Linked DNA regions of Mus musculus: region 1 is linked to region 2. Evidence: chromatin loops called from intact Hi-C (ENCODE). Cell type or tissue: left cerebral cortex. All regions are shown on one strand.

What was found. Hi-C counts contacts between places; a loop is a spot of excess contacts. Peaks named below come from ENCODE experiments on the same cell type or tissue, not always from the same donor. Only the 100,000 strongest peaks of a DNase experiment are listed, where the experiment ranks them.
Region 1: it touches region 2 in a loop (2.8-fold over the local background); 3 of 42 quality-filtered maps call a loop at or near these places.

Annotation. Positions count from the first base shown.
Region 1 is chr8:127,935,668-127,938,167 of GRCm38, reverse strand. No RefSeq gene overlaps it. Among named protein-coding and RNA genes, the nearest start is that of Gm32590, 130 kb to the right of the region's middle. In left cerebral cortex, no CTCF peak of the experiment used is centred here; a DNase peak (open chromatin) is centred at 1,172.
Region 2 is chr8:128,356,975-128,359,474 of GRCm38, reverse strand. Nrp1 (neuropilin 1) reads right to left here and starts at 402. Exons shown (of 17, transcript NM_008737.2): 1 at 1-402. A930035F09Rik (a long non-coding RNA gene) reads left to right here and starts at 1,238. Exons shown (of 3, transcript XR_879381.3): 1 at 1,238-2,094. It overlaps Mir1903 (microRNA 1903), which reads right to left and starts at 234; the gene lies at 155-234. In left cerebral cortex, CTCF peaks have their summits at 1,268 and 2,190; DNase peaks (open chromatin) are centred at 813, 972, 1,357, 2,156 and 1 more place; H3K4me3 peaks cover 2,500 bases; H3K27ac peaks cover 2,500 bases.

The DNA of each region.
Region 1 (2,500 bases), 420 kb after region 2:
TTAATGTTGTCCTTTATAAGAGTTGCCTTGGTCACAGTGTCTGTTCACAGCAGTAAAACCCTAAGACAAGAGGCAAAAATATCCAGACCCCCTAGGTCTTTCTGGCCAGCCACCCTACCCTAGTTGTCAAGTTATAAACTAATCAGAGACCTTGTCCCAAAACAATTGGATGGATCAGGGGGACCATCATCCATGGTTGCCCCCTGACTTTCATATGAGTATAGATACATAGATACACACACCTGTACACATATGCACACACACACACACACACACACACACACACACACACACACACACACACACTGAGGTGCCAGAGTAAACAAGGAGAATGGAGACACACAGAAGGAACACTGTGTCAGTCATAGTGTTTGACTTTCATCTTGGGAATTTGAGCTGGACTGTAACAACTCAAAATACTCAGATTGCACTCACCCTCCAAGATAGGCTGGAAGGGTCATGCATCCCATATTTTTTACAAACAACTTTTTTTTTTTCATTGAGAGCCAGTGTGGATAAGGCACTCTCTCTTAGGTCTTGCATAAATATAAAGTGATTAAAGGCAGAGTCCTCAAGATGAAGACACAAAGCCTTTTTTGAATGAAGGGAGAGGAAGCAGCCCCTGGCTATGCCTGAGTTCCATCAAATCCATGATGAGAAAAAGTGACTCTAATTCAGATAGAGGACCAAGCTCCATTGCCAATGCCTGCCTACACTTCCTTTCAGTTTCCTTTGAAAAGGGATCCTTCATCTTTTCATTCAGAGTTGACATCAGGAACACCTTCTTTCTTTTGCTATACCTCTAGGCAAGGAACATATGTCACCAATGCCATTGCCATATTTAGATGCTGTCTGTTATTCAGCTTCACTGAGCCTGCCGCCAAGTTACCTTTTACGTGGCAATTATTCATGTAATCTGAACACTGCAGTGAATGAGGCTAGGTTGCTCTCGTTTTCCAATTAACTGCCCACCTGCTATTATGAGATTCAAGTTAGGCATAGTAAGTCCTTCCCCTACAGCCTTTAGGAAGAAACAAATAGGACTCAACTTCTTTATGCGAGGAGGAATAATTAATGAGTGAAATGGTCTACCAGAGGCAACAATGAAACTTGCAACTGTGAGTACATACAAGGAAGAGACAGACAGGGAAGAAAAAAAAAATCCATGATATAAACATGAGACAGGCAGGTGGATGGCTCGGACGCACCATATGGCCTCCTTCTGTCTTGAAATGTACTGGGAGATTCTATTTTGCAAAAATCCCTTTAAGAATCAAATTGCTTTTTAAACAATAAATCACAGGCAAAGAAAATGCTTATAATGGTGGATTTATGTCCATTATTTCAATGGAAATCCAGTACTCCTGGGGAGGTATTTTCAAGACAGAGCCAACATACTTGTCACACAGTGAAGAGAGATGACAGAGGGAAAAGCAGAAAGGCAGGAATGGAGAGTTTTGTCTTGTCTCATTTTCTTAATAGACGTGGATATGTGCTTCCAAAATTCACAAGAGGAGAAGCAGGTATCCACAGCAGCCTGGGAAGAGCCTGGAAGGGGAAACCCAATGGATTACACTGAAAGACAATTGTGAGATGTGCCAGATAATAAAAACAGCATAGGTCCTGAAAAACATGAAAGAACACCCTCCATCTCCCCCAGGGCATGGGGTGGGGAGTTGGAGAAGCATATGATCCCATTCTTACATTGCAATAGAGAAACTGCACTACTGTATGCAGAGAACTGTAGCTCAAGATTCCAAAAGGCCATAGATTGAGGGCATCTCCGAGCATGCTCCTTCAAGTCTGGTTACATTCACAGCTTGGTTGTCAAGAGGAAACAGTTTTGATCACAACTATGAATTAGATTTCTTATTCAATTTTCAAATGGAGAGTTTTGCTTTTAGATGGGCAAAAAACAAACAACAAACAAACAAACAAAAAAACCCCACTACATCCTGTTGGCATCATCTTGAAACAGGGGACTCCACACCTGCCTGGAAAATTGGTAAGATCTGTTCATTGGTACCTGACAATTTTCCCCCTTTCAGTCTGTTGTGCTCACCCATAAATGAACAGAACAGCCAGTTTCCTTAAGCCTCCATAGTCCTTGGGTGGGATGGGAAGGGTACCAGAAGTTATTTCCCTCATGATTGCTGTCTGAAATTTTTGAGGGAGGGCACACAAATATCTATTTGCTTCAGAGAGGGCACCAATTACATACCAAAAATATTATTCTACTCAAGTCTAGCTGGGTGATACACCAAATTTAATGTGGGGGAAGGACTCATGAGCCTCTCCCTCTTTCATGACAGAAAGCTAATGGATCCAGTTTGGTATAAGGGTCTTATGGGAAATCATGTTTGCTGATAGTTCAAGGGCCCTGTCATGTGTAAGACAGTGTCCCTTTAAGTTAATATATGGGGCCTACACGGGACCTTTTCCCTGCCTCTTTGCCAGAATGACATTAATTGTTACTGACAGAGTTACTTGTGATGTGGTA
Region 2 (2,500 bases):
CCGAAACGCTCTTAAGTCCGCCTAAGAACCAGAAAATCCTCAGCGGGTCTTGGCGGGGAAGGCTAGCGGCGAGGCAATGCCTGAATTCGCGAGAAGCGCTTTTCTTTTTGTGTCTCAAGTCGCCTGCATCCTGTCATTTAGCTCCGATTTCCTCTCCCTTTTCCCACACTTGTTCCTCTTCCAGGAGCCACTGCCCGGGCCATGTCTCAGGAAGAAGAAGAAGGAGGAAAAAAAAGAGGGGAGGAGTTGCGAGGAGGAGGGGAGAGGGCGGGCGACACACCAAAGCCAATTTCTAGAGGGAAAGAAAAAAAAAATCCCGCTTGATTCTGGACGGGTTGGAGCCGAGGAGCTGGCGCCCAGAGGAGGTCCGGGTTGTCTGCGGGAAGGAGAGAGAGCAATGAAAAGATGAGCGGGAGAGCAAGGACTTTCTCCACTGGCACCCGCCTCTCTCTCCGACCTCCCCCTCCCTCCCAGAGCCCTTCCCTCCCTTCCTCCCGCCCCCTCCCCGCACAGCTCTGCCAGTGATTGCCTGGCTGGAGATTCAGAGACACAAGTTTCTCTCCGCGTGCTTTCCCGGTTGGTCCTCTGGGCTCCCCCCTCCACCCCACCTCCGGGTACCCTGCTGTGCTCTCCGCGGGAAGAAGGTCACTAGGGAGCAGGTTGTCTGCGCCCAGAGCGCAAGGTCACGTATGTGTGTCAGAAGGGGCAGTACAAGTGGTACCAGCCCCAGTGGCAGGCTAGTCTACCTTGACGAGATCTCTGCACCCCAGAACTGAACTAGGCTGCTCGTGTAGGCGAGGATCCTGGAGTCAAGGAGTTCCGAGAGACCGGGGTTAGCTGCTACTTCACGGAACTCCTAATCCCTAGGTACCGGCGCCCCCGGAGGCGTGGATCGCGCTGTCAGTCCCCGCTTTCACTTCCTGGGTGTCAGCCTGAGGTTTGGGGCAGGAAGCAGTCGGGCGCTCCAGGACGCTCCGAGTAGGACTTAGACTAAAAGAAGAACGCCTTGGTTGTTCTGCGAGACACGCTGTTGATCTTAGAGAACTGTGACCCAGTCTGCCACGTAAAGCATAGGCAGACTTTCTTAGAGCACGGACCCTGGCTGCAGCGGAACAAGGTCTCCTCGCCGTGCATAAAGGCGAGGATGGGTACCTGATACCCCCATCCCCACCCCTGACGCTTCAGGCTGCATTGTTCCCCGAGATTTGGTCCCCTCTTCTTTGGGGTTACATGAGCTCGGAGGATGGATGGTGGCGCGCCTTTCAGCTAGGGGGCAGCCGCCAACAGTCGCAGACCAGCCACGTAGAACTCCAAGAATCTGAATCAGGGGTCGAGGGACCCATTTCTGTGCACACCGAGGGAAGGATAAGACTGGCAACGACCCCTTGTGAGGGTGACAGGATGATCTTTGCAAGGGTCTCCTAGTGCCAGGTTTAGATTACAGGCAATTGTGTCTACTGATCCTCCAGCCTCATACGCCACCCACTTACGAGGTGCGTCCCTGGTGTCTGCCCAGTGCCTCCCCTCCCCCATGTAGTCCGGTTCCATCCTCGAGGGCTTTCCGAGAACTGCAGCAGGTGGCTTTGGTTTATGAATAGCAAGGACACCCAGGGACATAAACTGGTTGAGGCTTCTGATCAAGTACATATACCGGGCTCAATGACCTCCGAAGGAGCTGGTGGGTAAGGTGAAAAGGTCATACGCCTTCTGGGAAGTGGCATTTATAGACATACTGCCACCACAGAGACTGACTCCTACCTGGTACAAGGGGTTGCAAAGATTTGGGAATGCTGGCAAGGAGACTCTGGTCAAAGGTTTTGGCTGAAAAACTAGGGTCATTCAGGGAGAAAGATCGCTCAGGACACTGGTGCCCTAGGCCAGGACTCTGCGTTGGATGTCTGGGCTGGGCGCTGAATTGAGGCTTGTCCGTTGTGCGGATCTCCCTCCTGGGCTCCCGCGCAGGACCCACTGGCTCCAGAGTCCAGCCTTCTTTCCGGCCCTGGTTACCAGCCCCGCCTCCAACGCAGCCTCTCCCTCCCTGCCCCACCGCAGCGCCAACCCTGCGTGCAGAGAGCCAGCCCCGGAGCGCCCCCGGTTAGTCGCCCCTAGCTTCCTCTTTGGTTCTCCGACCCTTTGGAACTCCGGGTGGGTTGGTTGGGCGTGCCAGAAGGCCGGGAGTCAAACGCCTGAGTCGAGCGGAAGGGGCAGTCGTGAGGCCGTTGGCCCTCTGCAGGCAAGGTCTAGGCGATAGCCGCGCCCAGGGTAAAGCTAGGGGAACGAGAGTGGCGGCGGCGGGGGGGGGGGGGGGGGGGGGGCGGCAGCCCTGGCGATGTGCCACACGGAGCGCGTGTCCCCGCCTCCCTGCGCCAGGCATCGGGCGCATCCTTGCCAATTCCAACTATGTTGGGCAAGCCTTAGATTCAGGGTGACCCCGCGCCACCCTAGTCCTGGAGTCCAACGGACAGGCGCCTCGCCGGACTTGGCGAGTCGACATAAGAGG